Linked DNA regions of Mus musculus: region 2 is linked to region 1. The links are chromatin loops, found by intact Hi-C in ENCODE. Cell type or tissue: gastrocnemius. All regions are shown on one strand. Each heading gives the region's core, and the rest is flanking DNA. Links, peaks and the distances in the headings are about the cores only. Region 1 overlaps Jade2 (jade family PHD finger 2). Region 2 holds the start of Mir3061 (microRNA 3061).

The links. Hi-C counts contacts between places; a loop is a spot of excess contacts. Peaks named below come from ENCODE experiments on the same cell type or tissue, not always from the same donor. Only the 100,000 strongest peaks of a DNase experiment are listed, where the experiment ranks them.
Region 2: it touches region 1 in a loop (3-fold over the local background); 3 of 42 quality-filtered maps call a loop at or near these places.

The regions. Positions count from the first base shown.
Region 1 is chr11:51,810,159-51,825,638 of GRCm38, forward strand. Jade2 (jade family PHD finger 2) reads right to left here. Exons shown (of 13, transcript NM_001357588.2): 10 at 14,785-15,249; 11 at 10,921-11,038; 12 at 8,339-8,470; 13 at 3,290-7,542. The coding sequence ends at 6,737. Among named protein-coding and RNA genes, the nearest start is that of Gm30110, 38 kb to the right of the region's middle. In gastrocnemius, for the core only: CTCF peaks have their summits at 7,788 (motif pointing right), 9,985 (motif pointing right) and 10,891 (motif pointing right); DNase peaks (open chromatin) are centred at 7,342, 7,803, 9,998 and 10,901; H3K27ac peaks cover 311 bases.
Region 2 is chr11:52,121,844-52,137,323 of GRCm38, forward strand. It overlaps Mir3061 (microRNA 3061), which reads left to right and starts at 4,903; the gene lies at 4,903-4,993. Ppp2ca (protein phosphatase 2 (formerly 2A), catalytic subunit, alpha isoform) reads left to right here. Exons shown (of 7, transcript NM_019411.4): 7 at 59-906. The coding sequence ends at 131. In gastrocnemius, for the core only: CTCF peaks have their summits at 7,554 (motif pointing right) and 8,816 (motif pointing right); a DNase peak (open chromatin) is centred at 7,989; H3K4me3 peaks cover 1,516 bases; H3K27ac peaks cover 1,936 bases.

The sequences.
Region 1 (15,480 bases), core at 4,241-12,240:
ACGGTGGTTTGAATGGAAATGCCCTCCATAGGCTCATATATTTGAATGCTTGGTCCCCAGTCAATGATGATTATGGGCTATCCCTCTGAAACTGCAAGCAAGCCACAGATTAAATGCTTTCTTTATAAGTTTTAGTCATGGTGTCTCTTCCCAGCAATAGAACAGTAACAAGACACCTGGTCCCTCTGAGCATAAACTCTGTCCAAGGGGCTGGGATTTGAAGAGTTTCTCCCTCCTGGGTCAGGAGGATTTTCCTAACCCACTGTGCAGAAAGCCAGGTAGGTGGATATGGGATTAATGATGAAAAAGGAGCCTTGAGTCGAAGTTGGGAGACGCTAAGGGTGTTGCCAGTATGCAGGGAAGGCCCAGTGGATTTTTTTTTTTTAAGATTTCTTTTTAATTGGGCGTGGTAGCTCAGACCTTTAATCCCAGCACTCAAGAGGCAGAGGCAGGCAGATGTCTGTGAGTTCTAGGCCAGCCTGATTTATAGTGTAGAGCCAGGGATACACAGGAAAATCCTGGAGAGAGAGAGAGAGAGAGAGAGAGAGAGAGAGAGAGAGAGAGAGAGAGAGCCTGTGGAGGCCCAGAGGGTGTTGAATCCTTGGATACAGTTGTGAGTTGGGGACTCAACTTGGGTCTTCTGGAAGTTCAGCAATCACTCTTAACTCAGGAGCCATCTCTCCAGCCCAATAATTTTTTTTTCCTAAACATTCTTGTGGGTACCGGCATGCCATGTACACATCAAGGCACATGTGTGGAGGTCAAAGGACAACTTGTAGAAGTTAGTTCTTCTCTTCCTGACAGCATGTGTCTTAGCTCACCGACTCACCTCATTGCTCTCCCGCCTTCTTTTGCGATGCTGAGGGCAGAACCTGAGCCTCCCTCATGCTAGCTGAGCCCTCCACCCTTTAGCTCTTCCCGAGACTCCAATGCGAGCACTCCCGTGTCTAACATGCATTTGTCATTGCCACAAAGCAGTTGTGTCTCATTTTTAAGTAGAAGAGTGCTTGATTTTTTGTTTTGTTTTTTTGTTTGTTTGTTTGTTTGTTTTGAGACAGGATTTCTCTGTGTTGCCCTGAATGTCCTGGAACTCACTCTGCAGAGCAGGCTGGCCTTGAAGTCACAGAGATATCTGCCTTCCTCTGCCTCCCAGGTGCCACCACTACCCTGTTTTATTTTTTTCATTTTTATTTTATGTGTATGGTGATTTTTTTTAATCTGCATTTATTGTGCACCACTTGCTTGCAATGCTCACCAAGGCCAGAAGAGGGCATCAGCTGCCCTGGGACTGAAGTTACAGATGGTTGTGAGCACCCACGTGGATGCTGGTAATCAACCAGGGGGCCTCTGGAAGAGCAGTCAGTGTTCTTAGCCGCTGCGCCATCTCTCCAGCCCCTACATTCTATCATTTTTACCAAATTGCGACAATTATATAATTGAGAACAATTGAGCAAATAATATTAAATGTTTGCTTCCTGGCCTTTGGGCTAACATCATGCTAAAAAGAAATGAAGGGGTTTCCAAGTACAGCACGTTATGTTAACCATATACACATCTGTGCGCATCAGCTCCCCGAACCCCAGCTATTTCCTATCTCACTATGCCCACCAAACAACCCCTCACTTTAACAACCCCTTACTTACTTACTTTCTTTTTTTTCCAGAGACAGGGTTTCTCTGTGTAGTCCTGGCTGTCCTGGAACTCACTCTGTAGACCAGGCTGGCCTCGAACTCAGAAATCTGCCCGCCTCTGCCTCCCAAATGCTGGGATTAAAGGCGTGGGCCACCACTGCCCGGCAACCCCTCACTTTCTTATTCCAATCCCTGGCAACCAACCTTCTACATCAGTCTCTTATAATTAATTATTCTAAATTTCTAATATGATGCAGATATAGTGGCTTGTGCCTGTATTCCCAGATACTTAGGAGGCTGAGACAAGGAGGATTGTGGGATTGAAGCCAACCTAGACTATGTAGCTGACTAAACCTTGTCTCAGAAGAAGAAATGATTACACATCCTGCTATTCATCTCCATCACTGTGAGGACACAAGCGACATGGAAAGCTTATCTGACTCATGATTTCGTAGGTTTCAGTCTGAGGTCAGATGGCTCTGTTGCTCTCGGGCCGTGGAGCAAGGCATCATGGGGGCAGTGCATGGCAAAAGCCTCTTTCTATGACTAGAAGAGTCAAGAAAAATGGAAAGGGCTGAGGTCTAAATACTCCCTTTGAGGACATGTTCCCAGAGACCCCAGTTTTCTCACCCCTTGGCCGACCACCCCCCCGTAGGGTCATGTGATGGTACTGAGTCAGTCCTGCATGGACTAGGTGTGGTAGTCACCGTCATCCCAGCACTGAGGGAGGAGAAAGAGGAGATTGGGCTCAAAGTCGTCTTCAACTCTACAGAGTTCCACGTCAACTCATGAAACCCAGCCTCAGAGGAAATCCACTTACACGATGTCATGTACCTATATCCTCTATCCCACGAGTTAAGACAGTGCTAGGAACTGAACCCAGGGCTTTGTGCATGCACTCTGCCCACAGAGCTATGGTACCCAGCCCAGTGCAGCTTCACTATCTGTTTGCTACCTGGGGTTCACCACAATCCAGAGATATTAAAGGGAACATTCTAGAAATAAGCAACTCGATTTACTTTGTCACTATAGTATTCGTCATCCCAAGGAGCATGGTGGCTGTGTATAGTGAGTTTGGGGTTTTAATTTACACAAGGTGTGTGTGTGTGTGTCCAAGTATGCTCATGTGCAGGTCAGTACACAACTGCACTGACGATTAGGGGCACACTGAGTCCAGCTTCTTAAAGTTTTAGGGGGACTGACCTCAGATGACCTCTCCAACACCCCCCAAACTTGCTATGTACTGGGCTTCTGCTCCTCCCAAGTGCTGGGATCTTATGTCACACTTATTTCCATCGGTTCCTGGAGTTTCCACCGAGAGGTTGGGTGGGTAGAGCACCTTAGCAGTATGTGGTCAAGGTACTACCTACTACAGGAAGGAATGGTGCCACTCCCTCAGAGCCATTCTCTCTGCACCCGACCTTTGATATGGTACTTTACTGGAGGCTTGATCTCAGGTAACCATCTCCTCGCTGACCCTGAATGCCAGGGGCTAACCCTGAAGATCACGACATTCCCTCCCTCTAAGGTGTAGCCAGTGGTGTGCGCTGAAGGTTTGCAAGCGCCACTGGAACTCGGGACTCTTGCCGAGCATACTGTCGGAGGCACGCGATGGGATTTCTAGGTCTCTTAGCCACCTAACACAACAGAACGTCATGGCAGCCAGCACAGAGAACATTGCTTTATTAACCGAGTTTGCCAACACATGAGGAGTGCTGTGGGCTCCTTAGACACAGACCCTGGTGGGGGCCGGCAATCCGGATGCCCCAGTGAGTGAGCAGGACGGGACGGGGCCAGAAACTATGCAGCAGCAGCAGCAGCAACACAATCATGCAGGGCACAGTGGGCACTGGCCACGCAGGGGTGACCGAACATTCTATTGCTCGTTAAGGGTCGCGAACAAGGACAATGTACAAAAAGGAGAAATAGGTCTTTGCGGTAATGAAAAATACATTTTTCTCTACAAAGAAATCTTCTCTAATACAAGAAAATAAATATTGCAACATAAGCCAAAAATAATTTAAAATTGCTCTTTTCAATATATTTTTTCAATATTTCTCTTGTATATTAACAAATGGCACATCACTTTCTTTGAAACAAAGACAGAAGGTGTCTCCTCCTGTGACATTCATATCACCTTCCCCACCACCATCCCCAAATGATTTGGATGGAGCACAAGCGTGCATCCTTGGGAGAAGGCAGCAGGAAGCGGCTTAAAGAACAACCAAAGGTCCCCGACTCCAACACTTCTGGCTCTTTGGCCAATGTGGCCAGCTGGGCCAAGGGCACGGGAGAGTGGCCTCAAGGGTCTTACTACAGAGATCACGGATTGTTATGCAGAGCTTCAGGTATGGGCAAAGGGTGACCTTACATGACAACGGTGAGGAAACCCAAAGTCTAACCTGCTGCCATATTCCTGTAGAATCAGGCAGTTGAATCTCTAGAAACCCCAACAAGTTTCATAGGGTACCCATGCATTGCACATACACCTGCACAGCACTCTGCTACACGCACGCACACAGTCCGACACCCATGCCCGGGAACCTGGGTGGTTGGCTTCTCCAACAAACCTGAGGCCCTTAACTCACTCTCTCGCCTTTCACAAAATCAGAGCCCATTTAATAAAGTAAACGAGCATTCTATCTTTCTTTTACTTGTTTCAAAATACACTTATGATACAGAAAAATACTTTCCTTGCACATTAGCCTGTATCCTGTGATGAGGAAATGAGGTGGAAGGGGTACGTTAGCCAGAACGAGTCACAGAGTCCTTTCTCCCTCTCTAGAGAGGGGTTGTGGGTGAGGGCAAGAGTGGGCATTGCCTCAGGCCTGGAAAAGGTGCCTTGGTCATAGTGTGGCAAAACCATCTACACCCGAGACAGTGTGGCCTGGGAGGAACTAGGGAGAGGTTATGGGACATCCGCATCCTCCCTGCAGCCTGATGGACATCTTAGGAGTGGAGACAGCTGCTGGATGAAGACTGCCGTGGGCTCGGTCTACTGAAGGGGTCACAGACAACAACTGGGCTTCCCTCCCTCCCCCTGCAGCGTTTGATTGTTCTTTAAGCCCCCATGCCCTTCGTGTCCCACAGGTCAGACCACCAGGCAGTTCAGCAGATGAAATTGCGACCCGAAGTGACTCAAAGCACAGGTGAGAGGAAGGTCTGTTCAGAGGCAGTAAACAAGAGACGGGGCGGGGGATGCCGACGTCGACTGAGTTGTCACTACTACCGAGACGGGCAGGCAGACTAAGTCTATGTGGTAGCCGATGCCATCCGGATGCCCAGGATCCTTGGAGCCCACCCCACGCCCTCGGAGTCCATTTGGATAAGACACGTGTGTCCAATCCCCAAACTGAAGTCATTAATCTTTGCTTCTGATTTTGCTCAAACTCACTGTCGTACCTTGATAGTTTTGGAGTCGAGGTGGGTGAAGGTCCCGTGTGTTTTGCTCTTTGTGTATCTAAGTGGTGGCAATGGGGGAACCACGCTGGATTCACAGTCAGGGTTCTCCCCCCCTCAAAAGGGGGAGGGAGTCCTCAAAGTTTAGGACCACACTCACAGCGGCTCAGCCCAGGGACCGTAAACCAACAGCAGCAGCAGCAGCGGCGGCCTCCTCTGAGGCCTTGGGCCCTTTCTCTGTAGGTGTGTGCAATAACCGAGTCTCTGAACTTTGTTGCTAACCAATTCCTTTGAAGAGGAAGTTCAAGTCGACAGTTGTCAGGTCCGGGCTGTGCTGTGTATTATGGTCAAAAGATTCTTTGGCATTCTCAGAATGATTCGACTGGTTCACTGGACTTTTGCAAGGTTCTGGTTGGAGAAGTTCTGGCTTTCCCAGTGGCAGAAGTGACCCAAGAGTAATTCATAAAAGAAAAAAAAAAATGTTTTCACGGAATTCCTTTGTTCCCTGAGCTATCTATCACCCTGGGGCCACTCCATCAAAACTCTTCAGTACTACCTGGGGGCTTGGAGGAGGAAGGATTTGGGAAGGAGTAGGAAGGGGGGGCGTACAGTAGGGAAGGAAAGGGGTTAAGGCGCTAAGGGACAGAGTAATCCAGGAAGATCCAGCAACATTCAACCAGCCACAGCAGGCCAGCCTCGGCCTGCCCTGGGCCCCGGGATCCCACTACACTTGTTGGAAGGATGTTTCCACCAGGAAACCGAAGAGGAAGCTCATCTCTTAGCAGGACTAGGAAACGTCAAAAGGCAAACGGTCTGGTCTGGCCAGCTCCATAATGGAGACGGCAAGACTGTGGCCGAGACTGGCCCCAAAGGAAGAAAGAAGGAAGTTAGAGCCCCAGAGTGATTCTCTGCAGTGGGCTGATCTGAGCCCCAAGTCCCGGGCTGGGCACTGGCCCTCCCTTGGAGCCCTCCACCTGTACACGGGGAGGACCGTTTGGGGAGTCCCCTGAGTAAAGAACACAGCTCAGGAAGGATCCAGGGAACCCTTTCTCAGAGCTGCTTGGGCTGGGCACTGGCAGGGACAGAGCAGCAAGGGAGGAGGGGTTGCGGGCGGGCGGGAGGGCGGGCCTCAGATGGTGTGGGCTACTCAGGAGCCAGTGGGCCCCCTGCGCCCCCTCAGTGCTTTCTCATAGAGACTCGTTGTGCTTGTGACAGTGAATAGACTGGCTGGGTATCACTTGTTATATACTTCCTTACGGATCAGCGGAGTGCAGCAGGACACCTCCCCACCCAAAATGGACCCCAGTGCAACCTGGGGGGACAAGGCGGGGCAGGCCCTGGGATGGCCCATCTGCCATGAAATAATGCCCAAACGACAGTCTGTGTCACCCAATGGCAGTGGGCAGGAGCCCTGAGCTCTCTCCCTCACCTTGTCTACATCAAGCCAGAAGCCCAGCGATGTGGCATGGGCTGGGACCGGGGTGGCACATAGAACCTGGTATAGTCCCCCGTGGCCGGGGCCACGGGAGGAATCCTAATGTCCTAGGCCAGCACAGAGGAAAGACAACGGGGTGGAATTCAGAACTCTCTCTATATTAAAAATAAAACCACGACAGAGTGGTGGGTCTGAGACACTCAGCAGTTGGAAATGGCAGTTGTGATTGGGCTGAGGCCTTGTAGGGGGACCAGGGCAGGGCCTGGGTGAATTAGGAGGCCAGCACCCCCATGCGAACCACCTCCTCTGCCCCTGCCTCCCTGGAAGCTCGTTGTACCCCACTGTCCTCTGCCTCTACCTCAGAATCGCTCATCTCCTCATCAGAGAAGTAGCCGTCAGCCTCGGTGTCAAAATGCAGGCTGACCTTTGGCCTCTCGGCCACAGCAGACGGTAGTCCTGTCCCAGCATCGGATCTAGCACCCGGAGATTTCCGACTGACCTTCATCTCTCGGGGTGGCCGGAGCCTGCCCAAGGGTTTGGGGCTCACTGTAGGGCCAGGCACTTGGACATTTAAGTCGGAAGCCATGGGGGCTGTCTTGTCTAGTATCTCGGAGGCCAGTGGTGGAGGGCTTTCCAGTGTTGCTGGGACTGGACAGTCCCCAGCTGCAGGGCTGGACGGCAAATGAGAAGACGTCCTCCGTGGTGGCTTCCTCATGGGTGGTCCTTGCGTCCCCTTGCCATCCTGGGCCCAGGCCTTCTTGGGTTGCTTGTCTGGAGTGGTCCGTGCACTGGGCCCATCCTGCAGCGGGGATGGTTTCTTCTTGGCAGGCAGGCGAGTGCGGCCTCGGGCCTTTCTGGCAGGGTCACCAGGTCGTAGCGAGGGGTCCCTCATGAAGCTGAGCAGCGTCTCCTCATCTTGTAGCAATTCCTCTGACAGCAGACCTGGAGCAGGATCCTCCCGGTGCCCACTGTTCAAAGACCACTCGCTCATGGCCATGTCCTCTGCTGTGATCTGAACCGACTGTGCCAACCAGCTGTTGAAGAAAGTGCCGTCGATGGGGAACGAGGTGGATAGACCTGATGAATGGGAGACAGGAGGCAGGTGAGATGCCACAGGTGTGTGAGCTCAAGACAACCGACCCACCCAGGCAAGCCATCCTGTTCTGTCCACGCATCCCACCAGTGCCACCAAGTAGCAGAGGCCAGCCCCTGCTCACCAGGTTGGCTGACCCCAGGACCAGCTTTTTAAATTGTGGAGTGGAAAGGAGGAAGTGGTGAGTTAGTTCCTTGTTCAAACAGTAAGCATTTCAGTGGCAAGAGCAGACCGGCCAGCAGGGGGCGCTGCATCTTTACAGGCAGTGCCTCCAACAGCCTGCAGGAAACACCTGATAGAGCGAGCTCCCAGGGTGGCCAGGACCTTCAGTTTTGGGCCCGGTTTTACTGAGATAAATTGTGGCAGTGACTAGGGAACCTGATGTCACTTTTCTTGGTCTCTGGGTGGCTCAAGAAAGGTCAGCAGGTTTGTGTGGCTGGGTTGAGGGGGCAAGGCACAAAGAGCGGTGGAGACTCAGGAAGGGTGGAACAGGGATAAAGACCTCGCGAGCAGTGTAGTCCTGCCCACTCAGCATAGAGGTGATTTCCAGGGACCTCTGGGGGCATCCAGCACCCTGGCAAGGGCAGCTCCAGAGCTGGCAGAGCTCTATCTAGCCAGAGTGTCTTGGGATCTCTTGTGCGTGAGACGGAGCCACTGTGAGCCCTGGAAGAGGAAGGGCCTAAGCGGTCCGTCTCTGCTTCACGCTGCTTGGCCCTCTTCTGGGTGAAGTTGAAAATGGTAAAGTCAGCGTCTGCCAGGACACAAGGGCCCCTCACTTACCCAGCTGCCCCAGCACAGACTCGGGCCCAGCCTTCACTTTCTCTTTCTTCTCAGGGCTGCTGCCCTTGGGACCCTCTCGGCCTTTCCTTTTTGAATCATTCTTCTTGCCCTTTGACCTCCTCCCAGAAGGCTCTGTGTTGGAGAAAGAGTTAAACCTGAGTGGCTGCCTATGGGTCGTCTATCAACTGGGTCTACCAACAGTGGTACCAAGGTCAGAGTCAGTGTGGCAGAAACCGGGGCAGCGGGGGCAGCCCACAGCTCTATGAAGGATAGAGGAAGGCATAATAAGTCCTTGTGGGACCTAGACTTCAAAGTGCACTACGAACTGGACTACAAACCCCACAGACCCTGGAGAGTTCTACTGAGTGGAAAAGGTGACTGGATGCTATATGGACCAAATGCTAGGGTAAGGAGCTGGACATAGGGCAGAGAATCGTGATGTGGACATAAGAGGCTTAGACTCTGGGCCTGACACCACAGCCAAGCTCCTTGCCTCAGCCTCCAGTCCTGTTTGTGCAGCCAAGCACAAGACAGGAGGTGCGGGTTCTGTATGTGGTCCTTTGCCCTTTGGTCTGCAAAAGATGAGTCCCCGGCTGCTCAGCAGGGGCAGGGAGGCAGGAAGGCTTCTGGGAATAATGTCAAAAGAAGGCAGAGCTCTGTGTTCTGAGCTCTTCTCAGTCCCCAGAGCCTCTAATTAGACCTCAGTCTCCCGGCCTGTAACTCAGACCCCACACCTAGTATTACAAGGCCCCTAGACCGTCCATGTGTCACCCTGGTTACAGCCTTACATGTTTGTCTCACCCTGGTTACAGCCTTACATGTCTGTCTCACCTTGGTTACAGCCCTCCATGTCTCACCCTGGTTACCCTACAGCCTCCTTAAGCCCCTCTCTCCTCCATGTGCATCAACTTTAGGCATTGGCAATGCAATGCTCTTAACAATGGTTCCTACTCACAAGGAGCTTGAAGGGTCCTCAGACTCTAGGTTAGGGTGCAGACCCTCTGGTGTATAGGAGACCATGACAGAAGGTGCTATTCCTACCGTGCTGCCCTCAGCCTCCTTGAACACTGACACTTGTGTGTGGTCTCTAAGTACAGTAGAGTTCCCCTCATCGCTTCCACCCCGTGTGCCATGATTGACTGCACAGCCTGGGACCCCACTTTCCTCTCTTCTGGACTTGGGTAGGCTTCATGACTGTCAGTTCCATGGGGCCGTGACCTACGCTGACCTCTGTCATTAGCAACAGTCATTTTCTTCTCTCTTTTTGTCCCCTTTGATTACGCTGGGTTTGACTCCCAGCACCTGCACGGTGGCACGTGACCATCTGTAACTCCAGTCCCAGGGGATCTGACCTTCATAGGCAGACACCAGGGACACATGTATCACATGTACAAATATGCAGACAACACCTATGTAAACTAACTATGTGTAAGAAAGTGGTTCTTACATAGTCCAGGATGGTCTCGAACTCTCTAAGTAGCAGTGCATAACCTGGAATTCTTGATCTTCCTGCCTCTACCTCCCAAGGGTTAGAATTAGATGTGTGTTTGCACCATCTGGTTTTAGCCAGTGCTGGGGATCAAACCCAGGGAGGCTTCATGCCCTATAAAGTAAGCTACATTCCCAGTTCCTCAGAGGCCACAAGAGGGCGCTGGATGCCCTGGAACTGGAGGTATAGACAGTTGTGAGCTACCACATGGGTGCCAGCAATTGAAGCCATAGCCACTGGAGGAGCAGCCAGTACTAAATCCCTGAACCTCCAGACCCCCTCCTCTACAGGTATGTACTGCCACACTTGGCTTTGATGAATGCTGGCGATCCCAAAGGGTAAATGGAGCAACTCAGCTACGGGCAGAAAAGGGGCAACCATTCCCTCTGAAGACTCGCAGCAGCACTCCCTCCTCTTCTCACGTCCCAGAATGACCCACAAGCTGAGTCGGTAGCGGCAGGCATATCTCCAAAGCTCTCTCTACCTAGCTGCCTTCTGCTGTGTATGTTCAACGTCTGAGTGTAAATAATGTTCCTGTGTGGGGGGGTGCGTGTTAAGCTTATCTTCCCTTCACATGTCCAGACTCCATAACTATCCAATTAAGCCAATGTCAACACCTTTGCTCCTGGTTTCTCGATCTGCTAAATGCATGTTATACCTAAAGGATAGAAGACACATCTGATCAGAGCCTGAGTTTCATCACATGACACCACAGAGAGGGCGACACAGCCACATCTCCACACAGCTGCCTTCCTGAAGACTGAACCCTACGCTTACCAGGGTTCAGGGGAGCTGGCCAGCTCTGACCTGTCTTGAGCCCAGCAGAGTCAGGAAGACTGTGGTCTGCACCTGTCCTTGTGCAAGCTAAGCCACTGTGGATGGAACTGGGCTATCCCAGTGATGCCCCTGAGGGTAGAGGCTTGAAAGCCACAGTCCAAACTCTGTTTTCTCGCCTATCAGCACAACCACGGCCTTCACTGGTTCCCACGTGGATCTGTTATGTCCGTGAGAAGGAACCTGACTGAAGGGTTCTGGTCCCAGGCCCTTCCAGGCCGCATAGACACATCTTCCCAGCAGGGGGCGCCGTGCCTACCTCTGCAAAGGTCTTGCTCAATAAGTTTCATCTGTAGATGGAATATCTGCTCCTGAAGTTTACAGATGGTGTGTTTCGTTCTCTCCCGTCTTGTCACCATGTAGCACAGGTTCCTTACCTGAAGGGACACAGGAGAGATTTCTCACCTCACCTACTGCTGGCCATCTCAAGGGGCCTCGCCGCTGGGAAAAAAAGCAGTGTTTTGAACACCAGCCACTGCTGCTGCCTCCCCTCTGCCTTAAGACAATTGAGAATTCACCCCGAAACCCTGAGCATGCAGGGAGTATCTGGTCTCGAGCTGGCAACCCTCTCTTCCTGCCTAACACCCGCCTTTCCCAGCAAAGCAACTCTGCAGCAGATACAACCATCATGGCAAAACGCAGGCATGTCCCAAGGCACAGGTATCACTGTACTTTCAAATGAACACAATCTGGCAAAATAGCTTTTCCAAGTCTACCTGCTATCCCGGGACCTGAGCCAGGGCCTTGCCCCCTGGGCCAATGCTCCCATATCCACAGCAACATGATGCCTGACTTTATAAAGGACAGCAGCCCCTGACTCCCTTGGGCCAGCTGGTTAGAGTCCCTACAGTAGGCTTTGAAGTCATCTGGCTTAGCCCAGAGGACGGGCACACATTCTTCAGGTTGGCTGGCAGGATATGAAGTGGACCTGTCACTGCCTGTTCAGGGTTCCTCTATCCCCTAAGGACTGCTCTCTCACATACTTCCAGGCTTCAGCCCTGGAGACGCTCCCTCCATCTGGTATCACCTTTGGGCTCATGTGGAGTTTTCCAGAAACAGGGACAGTTACTGACCATAGCTGCTCAGCCTGGATCCTATTCCCACTCAGGCCTCCCTTTACACAGTTGCCAGGTGGTCTTCAGGTCTTACTTAGCTGCCTGAGTTACCTTTAATTAAGAGCTTCTCCTTCCAGCCAGGTGTGGTGGCGCACGCCTTTAATCCCAGCACTTGGCAGGCAGAGGCAGGCAGATTTCTGAGTTGAACCTCTGCCTCTCCTTCCTATGACTCCGGCCTTCCTAGCTCGAGGTAGTATGAGCAGATCTTTATCAGGTGTGACCTTCCTTTCCCTTCTGAGACTACTTGAGAAGGAGATCCTAGGAGGTCCAGTGCGGCGGACAGCATCACAGGAGGGATTCAATATGGACTCTGCCATGACATCCCGTGTGACATGTACTCTGCTGTGACATTCCATGCGTGTGTGTGTGTGTGTGTACTCCTCACCTGCACTGGCAACACCAGGCCGTCAGGGTTCACTCATTGCTGACTCCAGCTTTATCAATTCCCATGTCCAGCCTCTTCCTCCAGGGACAGCCCTGGGTTTGAACCACTGGTAGCAGCCTGTGCACCTCTTACCATGACCCACTTTCCAATCAACCTCTTCTTCACACCCCTCTCCTCCTGCACTTTAGCCTGGCTCTGTGCCTTCCTCCATTCTGGAATAAATTTGTATAGGGGCCAGCATCTCTTTCTTCCTATTGCCTGCCACCCAGCAAGGCAGGAAGAACTCCCTGGAGCAGATGGCCTAAACCGGGACACCCTAGCCCAGCAGGAGGTGGTGACAGTGTACTGGAAAAAGAAAGGAGAGGCAAAACCAGCAGGGGTGGGGGGGGGTGTAAGCAGGCCCTGGGGGTGCACCCTCCGGGCAAAGGGGAGTTGTAGAAGACTTATGGCTGAAAACTGGACTCATCCCCACTACCTGTTCTCTTGGTCCACACCCACAACTGACCTATCAGTACATTTGCACCAGTCTCTCCTTGTGGCAGATACCAGCTCTCTTCACAGCCTGGTTCCACCCTTCCCCATCCCCCATCCTTTCACAGGGACAGTAAAACAATCCCTCAGCAATGCTCTTGAAATGCAAATCAGACCACTTCCTGGCAAACTTACACCTTCCAGGGCCTCGATGGCCTCTACATGGGTGGAAATCCGCAAGATTTCCTGCTGGGAACCTCAGAATGGGACATAAGGTCTCAGAAGATAAAAGTAGCTAAGATGAAGTCATCTCGGGTTGGGGTGGGCCCATGCTTGATTATGACTGAATGAAGACAAAGACCTGGAGAATGGAGTGCTGACTGACTGGGTGGACAGAGTGACTGTGTCACCAGCCAAGTGCTGTTAAGGATTTTGGCCAGGGACCCCAAGGCAAACAGCGAGATCAGAAAAGGAAAGGGTCTGTTTCCCATGGTTCCTCTCCATCCTTGGAGGGACGCAGGGGTGAGGCTACCACATACTCATCTCCGATGACCGAGAGCTCCGGCCACCCTCTTGGGTCTCACACAAGGTCCATTCAGTCACTGAAATAAACTCTTCCAGCAAGAACCACAATCATGTCCTGCAGGGCCTAATAGTCAGCGGTTGCTAGGGGACATGAGCTGGCATCTGCAGGCTGATGTCCACTACTGCAATCTTTCTGTCAGCCGTGAATAACTCTGGACGCTGTGGTGGCCGTGCCCATCCACGCTGCCTGCCAAGGTCCAGGCCTGCGGCTGAAATTTGTAGGAGAGTGTATCTTTTGGGTTGGCCGTAAAATTGATTTTCTGCTGGTGGCAATTCTGCTCCTGACCCATCAGAGAAGATGCCCGTGCTGGAGCACCAGGCCTTGCAGCTCTGTGGAGCCCACTCTCAGAATATAAGGCTTCACCTCTCTTCTATGAGCTGAACTGCTTATGGGGCCAATAGTAATAAAAATACCAATCTGAAGTAAGGAAGGGGCGGGGCGGGCTCAGATCCTTATCATCCTAGTACTTGGGAGGAATGGGTGAGGCCAGCCTGGGCTACCAGGTGAGAAGGTAGCTTCAAACAACACAACTAACAGTGGAAGCCACTATCCTTGTGTGACTCCAAGAGATGGAGGCCACTGTCCTTGTATGACCCCCTAACGCTGACCCCAAGGTCAGTTGGATCCTTACTTCCAGTTCAAGGAAAAGGAAACAGAAAGTCACCCATTAGGGGAAAGGGCCCAGAATCAGTACAGGGCCAGACCACCCAAGGCCTCTAACTCCAGCCCTGCCCTGTCCCTTCAATGCAGGAGCAGGACCAAGCTGGCCTGGTGCCCAGGCAAAGGTGGACTACTCTCAGCTATTGGCCCTGGGCCATGGTTAGAGACTGGGCCTGCTGGCCAGGCCACTGCCACTATGGGGCCTTGCAGAGAACCCCTGCCCCACCCCCATAAGAGCACTTGGTCCTTTGCATTGTTAGTCAAAGTTACCAACATGTAGCCCCCAGAGGGACTGAGGCTGGACCCCTGGAGCTGGGTCTTATTGCTATCTTTGATAGCTTTCTTCTTCAGTCTTCTAGAAACCTCCTCCTTCCCCCAACACACACATGTCCATCTCCCTCAGCCCCAAATATACCACAAGCCACAATTCTGTCCTGCCTCCTAGAGTAAAGACGGAAGTGTGTGTGGCTCAGTCACCCAGGCCAGGCCTGGAATGCCTCTGTGGGGCAATGCCAAGTGTGTGACATCTGTCCCAATCCCTGTTCTCTGCCTGGCAGGCCATGGGAGTCTCTCCCAATCCCTGTTCTCTGCCTGGCAGGCCATGGGAGTCTCACTCACCACCCACCCCTGCCCTCCCAGTTCTGGCCAGCACAAACATGCCTGGCCAGAACAACCCTCCCCCCCCCCACCCCCGGCCACCAGGATTTCCTCTGTCTAAAGCTCCCAAGAGACTTCACAGAGTTCCAGGTAGGCTCTCCCACCTCTTTCTAGATGTTCAGATGGGTGGCACCTGTCCTTGGAGGGGTCTGTGGTAGCCCCCTGAGTCTTTGGAGCCTACCAAAGGCTCAAACTGGGCAGGGCACATGGAGTAAGAGGTAAGGCCCCTGACCCACCAGGGCTACTTACCCTCTCCAGGTCCTGCCGCAGGTGGGTGAAAAGCTTCAGGCGTCGATAGAGGACATCCTGTTCCTGTTGGGCCAGGTTGTCCACCTCGTCAGTCTTGGGCGTCAACAGCGGCTGGTTGGCATTAGCTCTCCGCTTCAACTTCCAGTACTGGTAGATGAAGTCCACCAGTGCCTCAGCCAGGTCTAGCCGTTCAGCCACCTCAGCTGGCTCCACTAGCTCATAGAAGTTTTCTTCCAGCTGCTGCAGCCGCTGCTTGCGTAAGGTCACCTTTTCCAGATCCTCAACGGCCTGGCTGGGCTCCACAGGCTCAGAAGTAGGCTCACTCCGAGGGCCCCCGTCACTGTGCTCCTGGCAAAGTGACTTGAACTTGACCTCGTCATTGTCAGCTAATATAGTCCGCATTTCCAGGCCTCGGTCAAAGGCGCACGTAACGTGGAATGCTGTGATGCAGGAAGGCATGGAACACTGGAGAGAGAGAGAGAGAGGAAGGGCAACGTCAGGCATTAAAGGAGAGCCAGGGGACAACATAAGGGCCATCTAAGGCACCGAGGAGCACACACAATGCTGGGGAGACACTACATAAAATGGCACAGGCTCCCACATCACACAGTGTTAAAGGAGCCATGGGACACCTGGGAAAGGTGACAGAGCAAATCCCAGACATACTGAAGGAGCCAAGAATCACAAGGAGATGAC
Region 2 (15,480 bases), core at 3,700-11,699, 310 kb after region 1:
TTTGTTAACTACATGGTATCTTCTGGAGTAGTAACACTGAGTCTTCCTTGTTTTTCAGCTTGCAGTTTGACCCAGCACCTCGTAGAGGCGAGCCACATGTCACTCGTCGTACCCCAGACTACTTCCTGTAATGAAAATGTAAACTTGTACAGTATTGCCATGAACCGTATATTGACCTAATGGAAATGGGAAGAGCAACAGTAACTCCAAAGTGTCAGAAAATAGTTAACATTCAAAAACTTGTTTTCACACGGACCAAAAGATGTGCCATATAAAATACAAAGCCTCTTGTCATCAACAGCCGTGACCACTTTAGAATGAACCAGTTCATTGCATGCTGACGCGACATTGTTGGTCAAGAATCCAGTTTCTGGCATAGCGCTATTTGTAGTTACTTTTGCTTTCTTGAGAGACTGCAGATATAGGATTAAACATTAACACCCGTGAGTCCAGTTGACTTCACTTAGCTGTAGCTTACTCAGCATGACTGTAGATGAGGATAGCAAACAATCATTGGAGCTTAATGAACATTTTTAAATAAGTACCAAGGCCTCCCCTCTTGTTGTGTTTCTTTCAGGGATACCATTAATTTAATTGTATGATTTGTCTGCACTCAGTTTCTCCCCTTCTCAAATCTCAGCCCCGCGTTGTTCTTTGTTACTGTCAGAAAACCTGGTGAGTTGTTTTGAACAGAACTGTTTCCCTCCTGTAAGATGATGTTACTGCACAAGTCACCGCAGTGTTTTCATAATAAACTTGAGAACTGAGAAAGTCAGGTTTGAATTGTATCAGTGGGCACGACTGGTGCTGTTTATTAACAAGATAAATCTATTGATCAATTTCAGAATTTGTAGAATCCCAGGTAAAGAAAAATAAAGATCAAGGCCACTGTGTAACCTCTCTGGCAACTCCTTGGTGTTCTTCAGAAGAACTTGGGGACCTGTTTGTCTGACATACCGCAGTTTGTCTTGTTGCTGGCCTGCGCTTGTGAAAGGAAATCTGTGCTGTTTTAGTGGGACTTGGTTGTTAAACCATAGAACTTGAGAGTTATGTTTTTAGGATTTTACTTAAAATGGCATGTTTTCAGGTAGAACTTAACAAACTAAATGATGTGTCTAATTAGTGTAGTTTCTGGTTACAAATATATTGCTATGTATATTTCATGGACTCTTTAAAATGATTGACAGAACGGTAAGTTCTTAACCAACATTTGTATATTTCTTGTCAAGTCATGTGATCTTAGAGTTAGTTAAACTTGTCTGGATAAGGTGTTAGAACCTTAGCTTGTGTTCCTTACCTGGTAAAGCAGTGAAGCCGAGTAGAAGCAATGCTGATGTGGGCTGATGTTTGCGCCAGGTCCGAGAATGGTGCCTGAGTGCCAAGCTCAGCGAGTAATGGGTTTCCCTTCTATTCTTTGACTTGGCTTAAAACCGAAGACAGTTCTTCTTGTGGGGACTGAATATTTGCTATTTTAAGCTATCTGGGCAAACATGAGGATGCTTGATCATTACTGTGTGAGTGTAGTAAATAAATGTTTCCTTGCTTTGTACTGTGTTGAATTTGGAACCAACAGTGAAGTTACAGTATTGCCCTGTATAAAAAAAAAAAAAAAAAAAAAAAAAACAAGCCAGTTTGTGAGTTAATTTTCTAAATCAAAAAAAACCCTAGGCCAGGTACTGGTGGCGCACACCTTTAATCCCAGCACTTGGGAGGCAGAGGCAGGCGCATTTCTGAGTTTGAGGCCAGCCTGGTCTACAGAGTGAGTTCCAGGACAGCCAGGGCTACACAGAGAAACCCTGTCTCAAAAAACCTTAGTTTTTCTAGGTGTCTTCTTTTTATTCTGAGTTCGAAGAAACACATTCTCCAGCCTGTTATTTGTGCTACTTCGTCTTTTCTTCCTGGCCAAACAAGTAACATCTATATACAGCACTGTTTTGTTTTGTTAGGGTGGGTTGTGGTAAGGGCAGGGCAACAGAGTCTTTCTGTTGCCCTGAGTGGCTGGGATCTTGCTATATAGGCCAAGCTGTCCTAGAACTCATGGATGATACTGCCTATATATGCCACCATGCCTGACTTAATGTACAGCACTTCTGATCCAACACTTGAGGGAGGTAGACACCAAGCAGCTGCACTGGGGATCCTGACGATAAAGAGGGCTCTAATGGAGTCTTTCCTATAGTTGACACATGTCATGTACATACAGATTCTCAGAATGGGGCTTGTGTCAAAGAGTGAGTGGTCTTAAAAGCATTCAGAGGCAATTACTAGGCTTCTCTTGAAATTTGAAAATGTTAATACTTTAACCTGATGTAAAATTAGTGAAAATGTGTGAGTTTAATAATTTCTTCAAAAAAATCAAATGATAGTTGGAAGGGAATCACTCAAATGAGAGAATTTTAATGGGCACTATAATGAGATTGCCATAATTTTTTAAGTCTTTTGATTAAGAGCAAAGAATTATCAAAAATGGGTGTTGTCAAGAAGTCTGGACAGGTGCTTAGCAGTCAATCTTGTAGCCCCCAGCTGCCTATAACTTCGACTCCAGAGGCCCTGATACTCTCTTCTGGTCTCCACGGCATCAGACACACATGTGGTGTACATGCCTGCAGGCAAACCACTCAAACAAAAAATAAAGATCAGTCTTTTTAAAAGACGTGTTAATGGCTACAAATGTAGTTCATTGGTAGAGCACTTGCCTAGCACATGTACTGTGCCCTGGGTTCCATCTCTAAAAGTTGTATATAATGACACATGTGTCACCCAGCATTGTGGAGGCAGATAGTGGATCTCGGTGCCTAAGAGTGAGTATTCAACAGGGAAGTGTACTTTGGATATGGTAAGGTGACTCAGCTGGTAAAGGCATAGTCACTTAGCAGCCACCCTGAAGACTCAAGCTCAGTCCATGGGATCTACGTGGTGGAAGGAGAAAACCAACTCCTGCAAGTTGTCCTCTGGCCTCCATGCACAAATGGTGATGTATGCACACACACAGATGTTTCAAAAAAGATAATTTAGGGGCTGGCGAGTGGAGCCAGAGTTAAGAACACACACTGCTCTTCAAGAGGACCCACATCCACCTCTGGTCTCCTTGGACATCAGTATTCATGTGCACATAAATTATTATTTTTTTATTAAAAGGTTGCTTTGAAACAATTTATAAAGCTTACTGTTGGGTTTGAGTACTTGAAGAAGATATGTATAATGGTTTTAGTAAAACAAAAACAATGTACTATCTAAGGTTTCCAGGTGATGTTTTGAGATTTGTACATTGTGTCAAGTCGGGCTATGTATGCCTCAAGCATTTATCATAATGGTCCTTGTAGCTATTTGAAATGAAACAAAAGTGTGGTGGTGTGGTTGCCACCTGCCTGTGTAATGGCACATCTGAGCCTCTTGAAATGTTCAGTGACCATTGGGAGACGGTTTGCCTTTCTTCATTACAAATGCACAGTGTCTCCCTTTCTTGACTTACTGTTTTGTTTATGTGTGTGGTGCTAACAGAGGCCTCTAGGTCCTCTGGAGCTTCAGAGTTGTGAGCTGCTGGTGTGAGTGCTTAAAGACCAAATCCAACCTCTGGAAGAGCCGCAGTTAATTCTGTGGTATTCAATCTTGATGCCCACATATTTTACTTTGAATTATTAGGAGCATAGTATGTCTAGGGTTAAGAACACTGCTGGGTGGGGCATGGTGACTCACATCTATGATATCAGCACTTGGGAGGCAGAGGCAGGTAAATGGATCTCTGAGTTCCAGGCCAATCCAGGATACATGGTGAAGCAGTCTTTTATCTTTTTGAGACGGAGTCTCACAATGTAGCTCTGGCTGTCCTGAAACAATATAGACCAGGCTGGCCTTGAACTTCCTTCTGCCTCCCAGTTGCTGGAATTAAAGGTATATATTACCGTGCCCAGCATAATCCTGTCTTAAAAGTAAATAACCATTGTAACTACAGCTGGATTTTGTGGTACTGGTGGTATCTTCTGGGGTAACTGGCTTTTACTGTGTTCCTGGAAACAGCCAATTTTTTGTTTGTTTGTTTTTTGAGACAGGGTTTCTCTGTATAGCCCTGGCTGTCCTGGAGCTCACTTTGTAGACCAGGCTGGCCTCAAACTCAGAAATCCGCCTGTCTCTGCCTCCCGAGTGCTGGGATTGAAGGCGTGCACCACCACACCCAGCGTAACAGCCAATAATTTATAGGCTTAATTTTGAAGTGGATTTTATTCTCCTGACCTAAACCTTTTTTTTTTTCCCTATAATCTCATAATTCTTTGACTGCTTTTACATTTTATAGACTTAAATCTTTTGGGTTAATTTTTCCACAATTGTGTCTATGTTAAAAATAACCTCTGCAAGGTTGTAAATGTGTTTGACCATGCCCCTTGCCAGTCTCTATATGGTAGAACTGTAAAGATACCGTGTCATTGTGACATTTTCATACGTGTGTGTGGTATACTGTGATGCATCACCATTTTTCTCATTTCCATTCTGTACCTTGATTGTATGGATTGCTTTTGTTTTGAGACAGGATCATCTTTTGTAGCTTGGCTGATCTCTGTTCAAATCAGCCAAGCTACATAATGAGAGAAAACAAAACTTGAGAAAGAGAAAACTTGCCTCTGTCCAAGTGCTGGGATTAAAGGTGTGGGCCACCACCGTCCAGCAATCTTACTTGACAGAGTAGAACTTTTAAAGGGTTCGTTTTGCTTTCTTTCTTATTTCTGTCTTCTGGTTGAGCTTTACACGCCTTTGGGGTATATAGGTCAGTCACATGTTGGAGACTGTTCAAGGTGCAACCTTTTTAGGACGTACCTCGAAGTTGTCATGAAGTGTTGGGTTACGTTGAGGGATCTTGTACCTAGATCCCTCTTTGCTGCTTCAATGATGAGTGTACCTTGATATATTGTGTACTGTGGGGCAGTGGGCCGTGAAAGGTAGCCTGGTGGTCCCCTTTGAGCTAAGGCTACCTTTGATAGTCCACTGCCCCACGGTGCATGCATTGGTGTTTTTCGGTAGGTCTCCCTGTCCTGGAGTTTCTGTTGTGGCTATAGGATGGATGCCAAGCAGTGGGTCTTGAGCCCCATGCCCCTTTCTACTTTCTAGCCATTCCCACTTGGATCCCAGTCATTGGGTTGGGATGTTTATGTCTTTTAGTCTTTAAAAATGCTTGTCATTGTGGTGTAGTAGTGTATATGTTTTATGTAACTGTCAATAGATGCCTGACAGGAGCATCTTAGGGGAGGAGAGGTTCATTTTGGCCCAGTTTCAGGGTTATGGTCTGCCAGAGTGAGAAAGGAACAGAGGTGAGGGCTGTTTTGGCAGCAGGAGGAGTTAATTACCAAGTAATGGCTTGGGAGGAAGGAGGAGCAGAGAGAGATAGGAAGCAAAGAAGATATAAGCATCAAAGGCCTGACCCTGTGATTCAACTGCCAGCTGCCATGTCTCACTGCCTCTCAAAACACCAGTTAGGACCACCTATTGAGCCATGGACGTGGGGATAACGTCCATATGGGTGGTGGTAAGTACCATAAGGCGAGGACTGGGAACATGGCTAAGTGGCAGAGCTGCTCCTAGCATACCAAAAGGTGTCACAGGAAGATGGAAACCACCAAGATAACCTCAAAAACAAGCAGAGGAAGTGAAAAGCATCCACCATGAGACCACCAGAGACAACAGGAATGGTGGGAGCAGAAGGAAGATGGCCAGAGAGCTACAAGTGAAGATGAGAGATGGAAAGCAAAAATAAATAGAATATTCAGAGTGAAAAGAGAAATGAATTTAAGACAGCCAGTCGGAAAGGGGGTGGGGGGCATATCCTAGTGGGTTGTACTCCGGTATGAAATTCTTAGAACAATGTGCTGCAGGCAGTACTCCAGTTACTGACCAGCGTGCTACATTCCTATACTGTACTCAATAAACTGTAAACAAATATACCACCTCCTGATGTGTCGCACAGTCCCTTCTGTGGTGGTCTAACACGGGTGAGTTAACTCTTGCCAGTCTTAACGATCCCTCCTTATCCTTTGGGCTGCTGGCAAGAGTAAAAGCTAGGTAACGTTCACCCTGCTGTTGTAGCCATTTATTTGATCAGTACAAGTGGTGTAACCAGGGCTGTCCCTGTTCTCAGAGTACTGAAGTTCCTTGTGACAGGTGCCCTTAGAGAAGTGCATGTTGGGAAGGGAGATAAAGGACCAAGGGTATCATAGTAGGGCCTTGTGCTTCCATTACCCACATCTGTAGGTGGTTTTTCAAATTATCAGTGTGTCGGTGGGTTTGTTTGTGCACAGGAGTGTAGTGGCCACAGAGGTCAGAAATGGGGGGGGGGCAGAGGGGGTTCAAGACAGGGTTTCTCAGTTCCTGGCTGTCCTTGAACTCAGAAATCCCCCTGCCTCTGCCTCCCAAGTGCTGGGAATAAAGGTGCGCGCCACCACTGCCTGGCTCAGAAATAGGTGTTTTATCTCCTAGAGTCAGGCTGGAGAGATGGCTCTGGTTAAGAGGACTGTTTCCTCTTCCAGAGGTCCTGAGTTCAGTTCCCAGGAATCACAGCCACATGGTGGCTCACAACCATCTATAATGGGACCTGATATCCTCTTCTGTATGTCTGAAGACAGCTACATTGTAGTCATACATGAGATAATTTTTTTTAAGTGGGTTGAGCTGCTATGTGGGTGATGAGCCAAATTCAGCTCCTCTACAAGAGCAGCAGTTACTCTTAACTGCTCAGCCATCTCTGCAGCCCCTCCCACTGTATTCTGTGATTGTGCATGGAATTCAGGGTCTCTGTCGTCTCAGTGTGCAGCAAGAGTGAATTGACCTTGTGATCCTCATTGCTGCACTCTGCTTTTACACCAAGAAACAACAGTCTACAGCTCCCAGTGTAGCCAGATGGACGGCTGCTGCTGCTCCTGGCTGCTGCATCCTCTGCTTGTTTCGTCTCCAGTGTCTCTTTCGCTGACTCTGTGGGCTCTGTAGGCCCATGGCTGATGTACTTTTCTCACCCGTCTTCATAAGACAGTCAGTCTCTGGGTGTCTCTTCTCATGCACAGTCATGAATGTGTGTTTCCCCATCCCCAACCTCATTAAGTAGTAGTTCTCAGTCTCCAGTCTGAGCTGCTGGAAGCTGGAAGGTTGCTTTGAATCCCCATCTGTTGTTCTTTTTGGATGGTCATACCAGCTGTGCTGAGACTCACTATGTGGCAGAGGTAAGCTTTGAATTCCCATTCCTGCCTCCACCTCCAACCAGCTGGCATTATGATGCACACCACTACAACTGACCTCTCTTACATACATTGATGTACAGATAGGTGTTTGTGGTGTGTGTGTGTGTGTGTGTGTGTGTGTGTGTGTGTGTGTGTGTGTGGTATACCAACAGAGATTCACTGTGTAGCCCTGGAAATTGTTATGTAGTACAGGCTGGCCTTGAATGCACAGAGATTCAAATAGCTGTAATTAAGGCATTCACCACCATACACCCAGGCTTTTGGGGGTTGGAGGGTTGCATGAGGGAAAGGTACAATGCATTCCTGAAAGCCAGTATCGATAGAGGCCAGAAGAGGGCGTTGGATCCTCTTGGAGCTAGGGTTACAGGTAGTTGTGAGCCTCCAAGCTCTGAGCTTCTGAGAAATGAACCGGGGAAGGACCCTGTAAGAGCAGTCAGCACTCTTAGCTGCTGAGCCACCATCCTTCCAGCCTGTCTCAGAGGTTTCCTTAAAACAGAATCTTAAGGATTGTCTTTGTAGGACTTGAGTTTCCAAGTTTATCTCAGGGTAGGAGGAGGTATGCAGAACACTAGAAATCAGAAACCAGCACTTTAAAAATAGGACTGTGGGTATGTGAGGCTTTTGAAATGAGATTATTTGCTTAAGCTACCTAGAAACACTAGAACATTTCTGTCTTCGGCCTGAGTGGCAGATGGCCCTGCGTCAGAAGCACAGCATAAAGTGATTTGCCGTTTCCACCAATTGCTCAGTTTGGTGCTGGGATCCCGGGGCACAGCTGGCATAATGAACTAGCTTACATCAGTACTCCATGCAGAAGGAAGAATCCCTGAAGACGGTAAGTGAATGCAGAGGAGTCAAGAGCAGTGATACCGAAGCTGCTGCTGAGAGAGGAGTTGCATAGCCCCGAGCTTTCACTGTGCCAGACACTTTGTGTGGCATACTTTAGTTGCGAATCAGCTTGATTCAGAGCAGTGAAGGGCCTGCTACAAGAGCATTCTCAGGGAGACCTTGGCTTTCAAGCGCCCCTACCTTTGCTGGAATTATTTAGTGGGCTTTGAAGGGCAGGCACATAGCTTTCAAGTTTAGAGAAAGTGACCTGTGTTTTGTGACTGGACCTTAGGGAGACATGAAGGAAGCTTTGCGGGCTGGCTCTTGTGACTATTGGCACAAGTCACAGATCCTGTGCTCCAGAGTTTGTGCCCAGAACTCCCTGTCTCAATGGCACCTATTTGAACTAGGTTTTATTTATACTACTTGTGGTGCACATGCATGGAGGTCAGAGACAACCTGTAGTAATTCCTTCTACCATATGAGTGTGAGGGAAGTTCAGGTGGTCATCAGGCTGTGAGTTTCTCCTGCTTGTCTCTACACCATGTGCTTGTGGTGCCCAGAATGGCCAGAAGACATTATTGATTTTTCCAGAGGCACCTAGTATGAGTGCTGGAAACTGATTTCAGGTCCCCTACAAGGGCAGCAAATGCTCTTAATCACTGAGCCATCTCTCCAGCCCCTATCTCAATTGACTTTGTGTGTGTTTGTGCACACATGCACCCACACAGTACATGCACATATGTGCACATGGGAGTGCAGGTGCCTGAGGAATCCACAAGAGGGTGTCGTATCCCCTGGAACTAGAGCTACTGATTGTGAGTAGTCCCATATGAATGGTGGGGACTGACCTTGGGTCCTCTACAAGAGCAGCGTGTACTCTTAATTTTGGAGCTGGTCATTGATTAATATTGCAAAGCACAGCCAGACCAACGCCTCTCTGTATCCTGCATTCACAGCTACCAGCCTGCAGCAGCGGCACCTCTAACCTTGGCCTGCACTGGACTATCCTACCAGCATGCAAACACAGCTCTCTATGCTCCTGGAAACAAACGCCTTAAGCGCCTGCCCCTTCCTGTGCTCCCATAAGCAAAACTTGAAAGAGCATCTTGGGGGCTGGAGCTGGGGCTTGGTGGCAGGGCGCCTGCCCACTGTGTGCAAGGCCTTGGTTTCATCCCCAGTTCCGTGGAAAACAAATCTCAGACCACCTTGTCTTCTGTTTGTTCTTTTTGATTTATTTTTATTTTTAAATCTATGTTTGTGTTTATCTGTGATACAGATTTGTACGTGTGGGTGTGTACACATACACTTAAATTGCCCATAGAGGCCAGAAGATGGCATCAGATTCCCTGGAACTGGAGTTGAAGATAATTGTGAGTAGGTGTCAGGTCCTCTGGAATAACAGCCAGTACCTTCTTCCTTCCTTCCTTCCTTCCTTCCTTCCTTCCTTCCTTCCTTCCTTTCTTCCTAAGACAGGGTTTTGCTCTACACCAGGCCAGTCTACAACTCCAGGTCCTCTTTCCTACCTTAGCCTCCCAGGTGCTGGGCTTATGAGGTCATATCAGCTCATCATATCAATCATATTAATCTACAATTAAGATTAAGATTACAGGAAAGTATGTGAAATAACAGAAATAACCCTTTTCTTGAGAGAGCTTTTTGTTGTGTTTACTACGAATAGTTTTTGCTGGACTGATTTCTGCCTTGTCTTGTCAAGTTTACTGAGAGAGATGATCATCAATGAACAATCTGTCAATGCAGATTTAATAATTTCAAAATAATATCTTGACACTTTGAAAAACTTGATAAAGTATGAATTATAAACACAAAGTCTATCTATGTCATTTAATTAGTGTAACAAAGCTGTTTTGATTTGTGTGATCTCTATAGTCAGTTCATGGATAGATCCATGCAGACGAGTTCAATCATGGATTTTATTACAGATTTTGAAAGTTCCCCTGTGTGGGTTTTAGTTTACTTAGCCGTAAAACCCAAAAGACAGTTGGACAGGATTTGATTGACAGGATTTGATTGACATTAAAAGCTCTCAACCTACTCCTGTGCATAGCACACTATAATCCTAGCCATCTGAAGGCTGAGGCAATGAATGGCGTTGAAGTCAGCCTAAACTACATAGTGTTTCTTTCCCAAAATGAAAAATACAACAAAATAGCAAAAATACAAGAATAAAAATCACAAAGGTGCTTCAGAAAATTCCAGAAATATTCAACAAGGGTTGCTGAATGAATTAATAAAGACACTCTTAAATCCAAGAATACGGTGTACAAAGGCACACTCCCAAACTATACAACCTCAAGGCCAAGGTGTTTTACTTCTCTGTCCCATCATAGTGATAGGCTGACTCTTCTGCCTAAGCAGGCCTTTGACCCCTGGGTGCCTGCTTGTGAGTCCCTTGTTTGGTGGATGAGTGTTGCTTTCTAAGCCCCAGTGCCCTACTGCAATTGACTCATCTACAGAATCACAACAACCACAAACACCTGAAAGGACGCATTAATGCTCACCCAATGTTGAGGCCAGGGACTCCCTGTGTTTAGCATAGCTCTCCCCACTCTTCCTGCACTGCACCTGTGTCTGTCATTCCAAGGTCAGGTGCTTCAGCTGTGATACCTGCTCATCCCTCATTGATATTTTCCTCCACTCTTCCTGTGGCAACACTCATTCCCATATTTGGTAATCATGGAAGGAAGATACCCTTGAGAAACATATTCAAGTGGTGTGTGTGTATGAGTGTCTCTGTGTGTGTCTCTGTGTGTGTATGTATGTGTGTGTGTGAGTGTCTCTGTGTGTGTATGTGTGTATGTATGTGTGTGTGTGTATGTATGTGTGTGTGTGTCTGTGTCTGTGTGTGAGTATGTGTGTGTGTGAGTGTGTGTGAGTGTCTCTCTGTGTGTATGTATGTGTGTGTGAGTGTGTGTGTGTGTGTGTGTGTGTGTGTGTGAGAGAGAGATGGAGAGAGATGGCTTGTGGAGGTCAGAGGGCAGCCTCTGGGTGTCAGTTTTCACTTTCTACCTTGATTGAGAGACTGAGTCTCATGTTGTTCATGCCTGTACCTGTCAGTCTCACTGGCTGTGAACTTCCAAGGGTTCTCAATCCACTTCTATCTCACTGTAGCAGTGCTGGGATTATAGATGGGTGCTCTACCTGACCCAGCTTTTACATGGGTTGTGGGATCCACACTCAGTTCTTTATGCTATCAAAGCATGGACTTTCCCTGCTGACTCATCTCCTCAGCCCCAATATTTTCATTCTAGAAGAGCAATTAAGCTCATTTCCCAAACAAACACTTGTGCAGCACACATTACTTCTAATCCCATAGCGTGTTCCAGTGTGGCTTTGTCTATGGTCACACTGGCTCAGGGTTTGGTTAGCCTCAAGCCTTTCTATGGGAGTGCAGGTTGGGTAAGAGGCCCGGAGGCCCCGTTAGGGAGCACACAGGTGAGCACAGACTTCCTTCCAACTGACTGTCCCCTGGACACTGAGGAAAATAAGTCCAGCATGAGAATTTCCTGAGTGTGAAGGGCCCATTTGCTCTCTTCATGACGAAGCAATCAAAGGCATGGGATTACATTTGGGTCATACACTTGCTTCCCAAAGGCCCACATTTTCTTTTCAGGCATTACTGGATGTTGGCAAATTTAGAATGCTAAGAGCAGCAAAGGACTCCATAGTCCTCACTGGTCACAGAATACTGAATATGTTGCAGTTCCCAACACTGGCTAAATATACAGATTCGGAGATCCGTAGAATTGTGGATCAGACATCTTTAAACACCATAATGAGGTTTTATATTGGAAAAGAGATTACACAAAGAAACCCTGGTTTGAATCTGTGTTCCAAGTCCTGCCTTAGGTTAAAGGTTAAAGACTTTTTTTTTTACTCCCTTAAATCCAACACTCAGACTGGATGGAGGTCTTAGAAGAGGGGAGGTTGGGACTGTCTCAGAAGAAAATCTGAAAAAGAAAGGAAGGGTTCTAAAACAAGACTGTATAAAAATAAAGCCATATTCTTCTTATTCTTATTCTTCTTTTTAAATAAAGCCATATTTTTGACACTCAGATCTTTACTCGGATTCGGAGGTGAACTTCAGACTCTGTAGAAGGATATCTGTAGTAGATGAAGGCAGTGTTAGCTGGCTTATGACATCTCATCCTGTCCTGATCTTGACTTTCCTAATGCTAATCTATTAAAAAATGAATCCCTCCTTCTACCTTCCCTGGTGCACAGAACTTTGAGATTTCCATACTTGGTTCTGTTTATTACAAAAATCAGCTCTCATCTATTCATCTGGCTGTGGGTCTCTATGTCTATGAATATCTTCATAAATAAGTTGAGAGCCTTATTCTGATGAGCCGGCAGGTCAAACAGAGTCACATTCAAGCCACACAGCCAAACTTCCTCTAGGAACAGCAGAGGAGGGTTGATGGACTCCTTCCTAATCATCTTTGTTTGGCCAGGTGAAATTCCCTTGAATCTGGCTTAACTAGAAATATCTTTAGAGACCCAGCCTCTTGGCCTGCCTTATGCCACGTGTTGGAAAGACATTAAACTTGAGTTATCAATTTTAAGACTAACCATCCGTAGCAATGTAACAATTATTAATCTTAATCCATAACTTATGAGCTGATAGTGAAACCACGCAGAGCACATTACCAATAAAAAAAGAACCAAATGAAGCAGTTACATTTAGACCAATCAGAGAATATTAATTTTTCTAGCTACAATCATGGAATAAAAAGCACTTTATCATTTGCCAAACATATTAATCATGATTGTAGAGAACCCTCCAGGAAAAAAACCATTCATCAGCTTTTTTTACCCTGAAACTAAGAGGCTGTAGACTCTCCCTTTTTTCCTGTAACGAACAGTTTTTCTTTCTTTCTTTTTTTTGTTTTTTTTTTTGTTTTTGTTTTTTTGTTTTTTTGTTTTTTTGAGACAGGGTTTCTCTGTATAGCCCTGGCTGTCCTAGTTTTTCCAGCAGGGGCCCTCCTGCCATGTGTCTGTTTCCTGGTTGAAGCACGTGGCAGCTCTCGGCTTTGCAGATAAAGTTGTTTTTTTGTTTTTTTGTTTTGTTTTGTTTTGTTTTTGGCCATCTTTATTACCCAACATAAAACATAGAACATTCATTCATACAGACTGGACACGAACATACATGAATTGAACACGAGAACAGATTGGTGCACCAAACATTAGACAAGACACAAAAGGGGCAAAGTACTTCTGCTGTAAAGCCCAGAGAGAACAAAGCATGGCACTCCTGAAATTTCTCTCTGCTTTTTGGGACATTTTCCTTCCGCATGATGCAGTTTTTTTACTGCGGCCATCTGCCTGATTATTAATTTCCTTTTAATAAACCCTTTCTTTTCTCACGTCTAAAAATGTAGCTTCTGGGAGCTACGGCTAACCGTCTGTTGCGTTCCTAGCTCCTGATGTGCCTTACTGCTGAACCTAAGTGAATTAGCACTCAGGTTAAACGCTGTTTCAACTTAGCTCATACCGACCTTCTCCGGTATGAATTTCCTTTAATTATTTTCTTCTTCTATGGAGCTCCAAACCAGCAGTGTTTCTTCCAAATGTCCTCTGCCGTTTCTCAGTCCCACGTGGGCGCCAGATGTTGTGTCTGGCCAGCGGCTCACATATCTGGGTTCTAGTCTGGAAAGGCATCTTGGAAACCTGGAAGAGAAGGGGGAGGGGAGGCTAGGTGGCGCGAGAGAAAGATGTAACCAAGGCAGTCATTCTGATCAAGGTTCAAATTTTACTATTATGTCACTCAGTTATGAAGCAGGGGAAGGGACCCGATTCCGGCCAAATCATCTTGGAGTAAGGTTGCAGGTGAACGCGTGATGGCTCAGGAACAGCTAGGAGGCAGGAAGTGGGAGTGGCAGGACGATGGGGCGCCAAGCTCTGCCCTGATGCTCTCTAATACTGAAACCTGAGCAAACAGGTTTCAGGATGGGGAGAGGAGGCTACAGATCAGGATGCTGCTGCACATGGCTCCTCTAGGAGGGCTGTGTCACTAAGGATACTATTGAAACTACCTAGGCACCAAAGCACCTTCCCATCAGTGCTCTGGCCCATTTGCTCTTATACAGATCCATACTTTGATCTGGCTCCAGTGTCTTTCACACTGCAAGCCACACCACATTGCACTTTAGTCTTTAAGTTTTTAAGATAATCTGAAAGTCTTTTCTATCAAGCAATTCAGTAAGAGCACACCCCAAAATTTCAGTACAAGTGCTCCAAACTGGGATGTGCCAGAGTAAGCTGGCATTCAAAACGTGAGTTCATAAAAGTCTTGCTTTCACTGTGACTCTGCATACAGAACACAGTCTCCATTTGTGATGAGTTTCCTGTGTGTGTATCCCTCCAAGAAATTCTTCTTAATTTATTACAACAGCCCTGACTGCTCATTTCCTATCAACTTGCAACTATCTAGTGTGTATATAAGAACCTTAGTTTTAAGTCTACCTTCACCATGTATATTTAAAAATGATTTCCCTTATTTTAGTAATTGGAGAGAAAAAGAAGCAAGTAAATTTTTTGAATTATTTTCTACATGCTGCATATGGAGTAGGTACAAGGTGTATACAAAATAGAAAATGAAAGACTCTAATGGAGTAAATGGTTTTTCCATGAGTTTAACATTTCCTTGCCCTGAAACTGGAGACAGAACACAATGGAACCCATTGCTGATTGTCCACCACAATATTTTTTAACGCATTTCTTTTACCATGAATGTAAACATCTCAAGCATTCAGCACATACCTGGAGTTCAAGGTCAGAAATCTCCCACTTTTACTTTCTGCTAATGTATTGGGCTTGAAGGGCGATGAGACTCACTGGAGACCTGAGAAAACTTGTGATGTCTGAAAGACATTTTGCTTCTTAGTCCTAATTTGACTTGTGGTGGGAAAGACTCAGGTCAGAGCTCCTGTCCATGAGAGGTCAACATAGCATGTCTACCTGTAGACATTGAAGGGCGTGCGTGACTCTGGATGTAGAAGTACCTCAGTATCCAAGTGCATGCTGTACCAACCAACTGACGTCAGGACGCAGCTGGCAGATTTTCAAGCCTCCTTCTGGTCTTACGGCTGCACACCAGCTATGCCCTGAGGACATTTAGAAGCATTTTTTTTGAGTCCTGTTCCTGTATAGCACTGATGTCAAGGTCTTGCCCATTCCAGGCAAGTATTTTACCACTGAATAATGTCCCCAGTCACATAGAAGCGTTCTTCAAAAGCAGTGGAGAATGAGCAGCTTAAAAAGCATGACCTTCGAGACCTGGGACCGCACTGTGGCAATTACAATGAACTTGGCTGGCTCCAAGATCGGCCTTGAAGCCCTCAGTACTCTCTATTCTCCCAGGTCTGTGAAACCTCTGTGACTTATTGTGCATTCTCAGGACAACTTGTCATTT